2 separate regions of the Homo sapiens genome follow, and region 1 is linked to region 2. A link is a contact called in ENCODE Hi-C or POLR2A ChIA-PET data. All regions are on one chromosome and are shown on one strand. Each heading gives the region's core, a stretch centred on a gene start or an enhancer-like site at or near the end of the contact. The rest is flanking DNA. Distances are from core to core; before and after follow the strand shown. Region 1 overlaps NRG2 (neuregulin 2). Region 2 overlaps NRG2 (neuregulin 2).

Region 1 (4,338 bases), core at 389-2,888, 120 kb before region 2:
GAGGGCTGGAGTCTGTCCTGTGAGCTGGGGCCGGAGAGACCGGAGACAGGGTCACTTCCTTCCAGGGACTGCCCTGGCCCCCTCCAACCTCCAGGCCAGCATCATCCACATCCACCATGGGACTTCGTGCTCTGAGTTCCCTCCTCATCTGAGGCTAGGCACACACAGTCAAACAGGAGTTATTTCTGATTTTATTTATAATATAAAAATGTTCAAGTGTCAACAGTCAGGTGTTCAGACATTTCAGGACAGGATTCCCATCTGTTTCTGTTTGGGATTTTTTTTTTTTTTAAACAATTACCTTTTTGACAAATTAGCAGTGGACCCAGTTTTTGGGGGTGGGAGGGCAGGACTGGAGACGAGTGGATGTCATAGGTGGGTTGGGGGCTAGGAGGCAGCCTGTGAGAAGGAAATGGTGTTACTTTATTGCTAAAAGGGGAATACACTGTCGAGTGGCTCTTCTCGGTCCCAGCGTGACCATGCATCCAATCTAAAGAATCTGAAATGCAAAGGACATGCAGGTGTAAAATAGAAAAGACGACCTGTAAACGAAGGTGCTGCAGAGGACGGAGGGGCGTCCTGGAGGCTGTGGGGGACAGGAGCCGCCAACATTGGGCCCCTGGCAGAGCTGCCACCTCCCTGGGCTCAGGCTCTTGGGGAAACGTTTCTCTGCCCCCCCTCCTTTAACAGCTGTGAGTAGCCAGGGCTTCCCCATTCGGGTAGCTGTGTCTTTATCTCCCCCTGGAAGTTACCCCAGCTCCAGCTCCAAGCCTAGGGTCCTGGCCCTCTCCTCCCAGGGGTCGGGAACTTCAGCTCTTGCCTGGGAGCAAAGCTACTTCCGTCCTCAGTTCTTCCTTAGGGCCAACCCCCCACCGCCCCCCACCCTCGCCCCCAACAGAACCCGCACCTCTTCTCTCCCAGCTGTCACTCTCAGCACCCCACAACCCAGACCTGTCCCCCGGAGCCCCAGATGAGCATACAGCAAAAGGCACCACAAAATAGGTTTCTATTAAAGAGTCAAAAAATTGGCCCATCTCTCTTTTTTTTTTGTTGTTTCTTTTTTTTTTCCGAAGCTGTAAATCAGGATGTTACATATAAATAGTTTCCCTATAAAAACGCCTTTGCCGTTAGCTAGTATTATAAGACAATTTTTGCTAAAATGAAAATAAAACATTTTGTTATACTTTTTTCCTTTTATAGAAAATAAAAATATTTTTATTTCTTTTTTCCTCCTTTCTCTCCAGTAGGCGGTCTCTGGTCTCCTTAAAGATAGTGGGGCGGGCGGGGCGGAGGGGCGCGCGGCGGGGCCCTAGAGTGGCGCCGAGTCCTGCTTGGCCCGCGGGGGCGGCCCGCGGCTGTGTCTGCTGCTGGCCCGCGTGCTGTGGCTGTCCAGTGAGTAGTAAGTCCTGCTGTCGGCCGCCGGGCACAGTGGCGGCGAGTCCGAGCGCAGCGCGTCGTGCGCCCCACGCAGGCCCAGGAAAGGTGTGCTCTCGGCCGCCAGCGCCCCGTCCGCGTCGTCCGCGTCGTCGTCCGACGCCGAGGCTGAGCCGCCGCCCGAGCCGCTGCTCAGCGACAGCGAGTCCCTCGCCGCCCGTGCGCGCTGCGCCGCCAGCCCGTTGAGGCGCGAGCGGCGCCAGCGCCGGGGCCCCGCCGACGTCCTGCGGGACGCACCGCGCGCGCGCGGCCGCGGCGGCGGCGGGGGCGCGCACTCCTGCGTGGTCTCGTACTCGTCGTCCTCGGGGATGCGGAAGGGGCTGGCAGGCAGGCTGCCCAGGCTGCCGCCGAGCGCGCAGGTCCCGCGCCGCGGTCCGGGCCCCGCCGCGGGGTAATAGTAGCTGTCATAGCTGCGCTGCATGTCTGCGCCGGGCCCGGGCCCGGGCCCGGGTCCGGGTCCCGGGCCGGGGGGCGCCGGGTGCCGCAGTAACGGCTGCTGCTCGGCCAGGCGGTAACTGATGGGCGCCGCCGGCGGCAGCGACACGGCGTGCGCCGAGTTGGGGGACGTGATCTCGAAAGTTGGCACCTGCGTGGCCAGCGAGTAGTGGAAGTCCACGGGCGAGAGGCGCGCGGGCGTGGTCAGGGCCGACACGTACCTGCGGGGAGAGGCAGAGGCATGGGCCAGGGCCAGGCCGGGCCGGCGCGGGGGAGGGGGGGTTGGGGGTGGGGTAGGGTGGGAGGGGCGGACCCAGACTTGCCTTAACCTTGCCCGAGACCCCGCCTGCAAGAATGACGGCAGCAACCCTCAGTGGCCTTATGCAATTTCCTAAACCTCTCCGAGCCTCGGTTTCCTTATCTGTTACGCGGGCATAACCATGGTGTTGATTCCATAGCTCTGTTGGGATGATTCCAGATTGTATCAGTGGGATGTGTTAGCCCTGTGCCTGACCCTGGTAAGCTTTCATGAATGGTCACTTGCTGTGGGAATGCTCACCGTCAGGGGGTCAGGCTCACGCTGGGGTACATGTTCCATCTGGTTTAATACCGCAGCTCTGTAAGACCCTTCCGCCAGTCCCATTCTACACGCAGGAAAGTAACACTCAGAACGTTTAATTCTACACGCAGGAAAGTAACACTCAGAACGTTTAAGTGACTTATTCAGGATTTACACAGCCAAGAAGTGGCAGAGCTGGGATGTGACTTGAGGCTAGTCAGGAACCAGGACTCATACTGCCCAATTCCAGAAGCCATTAGTCTCCATTCAGATACCCCTGTGACCTGGCCTCACTGCCCCACAGGGACAATTCCTCCCATGCCCTGATGGCTTCAGTGAGGGAAATATTCCTCCTTACAGTGAAGTCAAAACCTGCTTCAGGGGAGTACCAAGATCCCATGAGGTGTCTCTGCTTGTGGCTACAGACCCATCCCCACACCACCAGCTCCTTCAGAAGTCTGGCCTTGCTAATATCTCCCAGGCTGGATCCCGGGTACCTGTCCCCTTTTGTGCTCCACATCCCCCTTGTAAGCCCATCAGTCTTCTGCCCCACCGTTGTCACCTCAGGACAGGGGCCACCCACCTCCACGCTTCCCTTCCAAACTGCACAGCTGGGCATCTCACTGCTCTCTGGAACCAGCCTGGAGTCCCCATTATCATTTTTTCTGAATCGCCTGACTCCTCCCTCTTCCCTTTCCCACCGGCACATCTGATTAACCACCAAGTCCTACCCATTCCCTTCTCCGGAAGCACACTCTCCACCCCATCCTGGGCCCGACTGTTCACATGTGGTCATCTGGGTCCACCCCAGGGTCTCTCCTCCTTCACTCTATGCAGTTCCCAGAGCAATCTTGTAAAGTCACAGCTCTGCTGAAGCCGGTCTTCCTGTTTACCCACCCAGGGTCAGTCTGTCTGGCCTCAGCTTGCCTGTTCAGGCCCAGCTCCTCTGCTCCCTACAGCCCACTCTGTTCCAGGCACCTCACTCATCAGCCCTGTTCTTAAGTGCCTCTGTTGGAACAGCTCAAGTTGTTCCCCGTGCCTAGAATGCTTTTCTTCCTGCTCTCCTGCCTCTCCCCTTCCTACCACCCATTAAGGAGTCTCATTGCTGTGGTTACGATTCATAAATAGCTACACCTAGTGAGCATCAGCTCCATGCCAGGGATGAGACAAAGAGCTCTGTGCACATGATCTCAGGTGGCCTTCACTTGAACCATGCATAGTAGCTTTTGTTCTCCCTGTTCTACAGCTGAGGGAACAAGGTACAGAGGTGATCAGTCTGCCCCAAATCACACAGGTGGTGGAGCTGGGCTTAGAAAATCTGGCTACTTCCCAGAGCCTACAGTCAGACTGGGTCTCTCTGCCCTGGTGTGGTGTCATGTTTAGCACCTTCCATAGGCTGCTGTAAGCTTCCTTGGTTTGTTTCTGTGGCTAGGAGCTCCTCAGGAGCAGGAACCTGGCAGGCCACTTCTGGATTCCCAGCCAGGCCTGCCCAGCACAGGGCCTGGCATGGAGTAGGCTGAGTTGAGAGCAAGGGAATATCTGCTCCTCTCCCTGCTCCCTGGTGTGGAGTTTTTAGTACCACTCATCTTTCCCTGCTCACCTCCTACAGACCCCACTTGCTGAGGGCCACTCAGGGCTGAGCAAGGTGGCAGGGGTGCTGGCCCTTGACTTCTGGCTTGGAGTCAGGGAAGAAAGGGCGTTTCCTGGTTCTTACTACATCCACTGCTTAGGAAGCCAACAAGGCCTTGAACCCTGGGGTCTTGTTGCTGCTACTGCCAAGGCCTGCCATCATTCTTGGCTCACGTCCATCTTGTGCTGGTCAGTGTCCTCAAAGGCAACCTCCCCTCCCACTCTGCAGTTTACTCCTTCTTCGTGTCTCCTTCTGTTCCTGCTGGGACATGGAACTTCTA
Region 2 (4,545 bases), core at 1,433-3,932:
GCAGGAAGTTCTTCAAGGAAGGCCCACCAGCTCTCCCACCCATGCATTCATACCACATTGTACAAGTCTAATCTGAGCACTTACGCGACAGGTACTGCACTGGAATGTGAGGATCCCTCCACGAAACAAATAAACAAAACCACTGGCCCCTTCCCTTACGGAGGTATGACTTTGGTAAGGAAGGGATATTAAGAAACAAATGACTACAATTCAGTCTGACAAGCACCATCAGAGGTAAGATCAGAGGACCCACCCTACTCTTGGGAGCTGGGAAGCTTTCCCAGAGGAGGGACATTCTAAGATGAGCTCTTAGGGGTGGTGTGAACTAGCAGCAAAGACTGGAGGAGGAAAGAGGGAAGAAAAGAAGATTTCACAAAAAGAGGTTAGTATATGCAAGAGTTTAGAAATGAGAGCATATGCGACTTAAAAAAGGAGAAAAGGGAAGTTTGGCATGGTCAGGGGTGATGAGGAGAGGCTGAGAGAGAGAGTTGGAAATGCAAGCAGGAGGACCTGGAGGGCCTGGGAAACTGTGTGGTGAGCTGCTGATGGGCTACAAACAGAAAGGTAAAAGAATCTAAGCTTGTGATTTAGAAGCTTCCCTAAGTGCACAGAAAAGCAAGCTCAGAGCATACCTGCTCATGCAGAAGGCTAGTGAGGCTTCTCCTATCTCTAATGGATGGGAAGGAGCTTACAGGAACTGCTCAAAAAAAGGCCTGGGAGGAAACAGGGGTCATGCAGGCCCCCAGCCTCCCCCAGTGGCTCCACATCAATAGAACTTATTTGCCCCTTGCTCCGAGATATAACACCCAGGGGATTGCAGGAGACCTGAGATGCCAGTCATGTGGGAATCACATGTGAGGAGTCTCCACACTGCATAGCCCACGGGGATAGGGTCAACGGGAGTGGCTGGAAAGGAAGAGGAGGCAATGGCCGGTGCTGGGGCCAGGGATCATGGGATTCAAGAAAGCTATTTAGAGTCAACCTCATGCCTAGATTATAAGGACCTTCACTCCAGGGACTATTACCTTGTATCCCACTCAGCCCTGGGTACAAGGTAGATGTCCAACAAGTACTCCTCTTGGGCAGAGGAATAGAAAACCCACTCAGACATTCTCAGGACACACATACCTCCTCCGCAACAGAGTCTCCGTACTGAAGGACAAGTGTCCTTTTCCTCTTTCCTCATCCTGCAGCCCAACAAAGGCCACAGGTGGCCAAATGTACCAGACAACAAAAGCTGATGAAGACGCTGCTGCCGTGCACAAGGTGGGCCCACGAGAGGGCAGTTGGTGGCCAGGTGGGAAGAAAAGCAGAGACACTTCTAAGGAGAGGCTGGTAACTGAAGATCCCTCAGATGCAAGGCCTCATCAGAGATGTAGAATGCCTGGGCTCTAGTCAGAGCCCTCAAGACTCCTTTAACCTTGGGTCTTGATTTTCTTACCTATGAAAGGAGAACAGGGCCGGGCACAATGGCTCTTGCCTGTAATCCTAGCACTCTGGGAGGCCGAGGCGGGTGGGAGATCGAGACCATTCTGGCCAACATGGTGAAACCCCATCTCTATTGAAAATACAAAAATTAGCCAGGCGTGGTGGCGGGCGCCTGTAGTCCCAGCTACTCAGGAGGCTGAGGCAGGAGAATCCCTTGAATCTGGGAGGCAGAGGTTGCAGTGAGCTGAGATCGCACCACTGCACTCCAGCCTGGGCAACAGAGCTAGACTCTGTCCCAAAAAATAAAACATAAAAATAAATAAATAAATAAATAAATAAATAAATAAATAAATGGAGAACAGGACTGCATGCTTACTCAAGCCCCTTCCAGAGTTTCATTCCAGGGGGAGGAGGCCATGCTGACCCCCAAGGCCTCTGAGGGAAACAGCTTCTGCTTTCCTAGCAGGCACTGGCAGCTCAAGTCAGGCCTTCCCACTCTCCGATAGTCCCGTCCCAATGAAATACCGAGGCTGGGCCCAGAATCACCATGCCTGCCCGCCCGGCTGAGAAGGGGTGAGAAGGGAAGATGTGGAAGTGACAAGCCGGAGGCAGCTGATGAGGCCGACCACAGAAAGAACGGGCCTCCGTGGTGGGCCCGGAGCTGAGAGGGCCTGCGTGAGGGTAGGGCGCAGAAGGCCAGAACCCGGAGCCTCAAGGGGGCCTAGTTTAGGAGCAGGGCAGGATTGGAACATCCTCCCTATAGAGAAGAGGCCTGTAGACCAGAATTTTTTCTGACTCTGCAAGCCTGGACTTCATCTTGTTTGTGTGAGGCGAGGAACCTGGTCGATCCTCGCCAAAGGGGATGGGTCAGAGAGACAGCAGCACCTTCCTCCACGCCTGCAGGGGACTGGAAGGAGGAAGGAGGGCTGGGAAGGGCAGAGGGGTAGCTCCTGAGCGGCAGCGCCAGCTGTCCACACTGGGAGCTCTCCGTTCGGCGGCCTTTCACTGAGGGCTGGCTCCCAACAGGCTGTGTTCTGGACACTACTCCAACAAGCAACGGCATATTATTGGACAGGCTGCCCAGGACTCAGCAAGCCCAGCAAGAACCCAGCTCCATCACCCGCACAGGGCAGCAGAGGCATCCGCTGGTCCTCACTGGGGAAGGCAGCAGACCTTTCCAAAGCCCCTACAGCTTTCCTCCCAGCCTCAGCCCAGGAGGAGAGGGCACTCCGAGGCCGGTGCAGGAGCTGAGACGCAGCCTGCCCTGCCACCTGGTGGAGAGATGAGGAAGGTGCGCGGGTCCGCGTTCAGGCAGGTAATGCCCCGCCACCTGGTGGAAAGCTGCCGGCAGAGGGTTCCGGCGCTTGCAATCAGCCCAGCCGCGTGGCAGCCCACAGTCCTAGCCTAGAACATGAAGGATATAGTGTTCTAGGGCTCAGAGGCCTTGCCATATTCTTCTGACCCAAGAAGCAGACTCTGGCCCTGAGCCAGTGCTAGGAAAGGGCCATTCTAATTTAACCCGCCAAGATTAAGGCCAACATATCTGGCTTTTAATAACTTGTTATGACTCTGACACAGTTTCCTGAAGCTTTTCTGAAGCAAGTTCTAGATTTGGCAAAAGGAAATAAGAAATAATAGCTATCTTGAAATATCTATAGGGCTGTTATCTGGAAGAAAGACTAAATTTATTTTGTGTAGCTCAGAGGGACAGACATAAGGCTAACAGGTAAAAGTCAAGGCAAAGCAGATTCTGCCTCCATGAAAGGAGCGTTTCTACCAATTAGAGCTGACCTCACTGGCAGCCTTCAAAAGGAGTGAGTTATCAGGCAACAGGTGCGTTCAAGCAAGGCAGGATCTCTAGTTTGGCAGACATGTTAGAGGGACAGTTTTTGTACAGGGATCTTAGTGTCTCCTGCAATGCTGAGATGCCACACCAGCTTATCCCTGTCTCCTTACCTTCCTTTACCAATGTTTATTGAATCAACTCTATGCTCAGCTCCAGAGATTTCAGAGACAAATAAGACACAACTCTTGCCCTCAAGTATTTTAGAGTTTAGTGGAGTAGTGAGCCCTCTAGCTTCTAGTTCCACCCCAAATAATAGATGATGACCTTTGGCTTACACTGCATTCACCTCTCAAACAGGAAGGGCAAGGGAAACACTATGTGCCTTTCCCGTCCTTACTGGAACAATTCCATGCCTCCCATTGACATATGAACTTAAATAATATTGCAAATGGAGTGTGCTATCATCGCCTAAGAATAATATAAATAAAGCAATAAAAACAATGAATGTCATTTTACTATGTGCCAGGCATTGTGCCCCTCACTTTACAAGTATTATTTTTACTTCATTGTGCTGGCAAAAGTTCAAAGACAAACCGAATAACCTTTAGAAGTCCCTAAAGGGCTATACAGAAAAAAGATGTCTGACTATTCTCCACATTCTCCAATTCATGCCACAGGATAATGGTTTTGTATTACAAGAAGGCCTAAGATAGCTATAAAATAGAACATTCTGGGAACAAGATGGTCCAAAACACTGGAGTAAAACATCAACCAAGATGGTGGTGTTTCCTTCTTTAGAGCACTTGAACAACAACCTGGATATTCATTTGGTTCTAAGGATAAAAGGAAAGGAGTAGAGAAAATGAACTGGTCTGGCCAATGGATAAGGTCTGGGTACAGGATCAGAGCTTTCAAGTCAGGTTGATAAAACCTCACATGATAAGGAGGTAGGCTTCATAGGACCACCAAGACTAGAGCAACATCCCCACCTCCACTGGAGGGGCCCTCAAGAGTGAGCCACTAGAAGATGCAGGCAAGGCTAATTTGGGCTGACTACTTGGCTTCTAAGTTCTACCCTGCACTCTGACCCTCTGTGTCCACCACTCCCACCAACATCCTTTATCCCTCCATGTTTCTCTCTAACTATTCCAGCCCTGCTATCCCCTGATGAGCTTATCTCCTTTTTCAGGGTACCTCTGGGACCATCTTCTCCTCTAGCATGCAACCTGTGCATGAAAGACCAGAGAGCAAAGAAGAGAAGAAGTGGCCTGTGGTAGGAAGCAGTGGGAAGGCAGGAAAGCTGAGAGAGTGCTCATGACTGGGATATAACC

The links. Hi-C counts contacts between places; a loop is a spot of excess contacts on that map. ChIA-PET counts read pairs that join two places held with the same protein, here RNA polymerase II (POLR2A). Pooled maps may share reads with other maps.
Region 1: a loop to region 2 is called in a map of sigmoid colon, with 12 times the contacts of the local background. The contact joins two enhancer-like sites. A Hi-C loop is called at or near these places in 18 of 168 maps with a recorded cell type or tissue (Caco-2, Calu3, GM12878 and 15 more), 32 of 37 single-sample maps with no recorded cell type and 31 of 50 pooled maps. POLR2A ChIA-PET finds 5 or more read pairs at or near these places in 3 of 52 experiments (GM12878, Panc1 and activated T-cell).

What each region holds. Positions count from the first base shown.
Region 1 is chr5:139,846,608-139,850,945 of GRCh38, forward strand. NRG2 (neuregulin 2) reads right to left here. Exons shown (of 10, transcript NM_004883.3): 10 at 174-2,090. The coding sequence ends at 1,310. Among named protein-coding and RNA genes, the nearest start is that of PSD2, 53 kb to the left of the region's middle. RefSeq lists silencers at 1,322-1,511, 1,642-2,061, 2,112-2,171. Within about 2 kb of position 1,639, at least 20 of the 41 ENCODE cell types and tissues checked have a DNase peak (open chromatin) inside an H3K27ac peak, as active enhancers do.
Region 2 is chr5:139,966,234-139,970,778 of GRCh38, forward strand. All of the region lies in intron 1 of NRG2 (neuregulin 2), which reads right to left. Among named protein-coding and RNA genes, the nearest start is that of NRG2, 75 kb to the right of the region's middle. RefSeq lists an enhancer at 2,834-2,883. Within about 2 kb of position 2,683, at least 3 of the 41 ENCODE cell types and tissues checked have a DNase peak (open chromatin) inside an H3K27ac peak, as active enhancers do.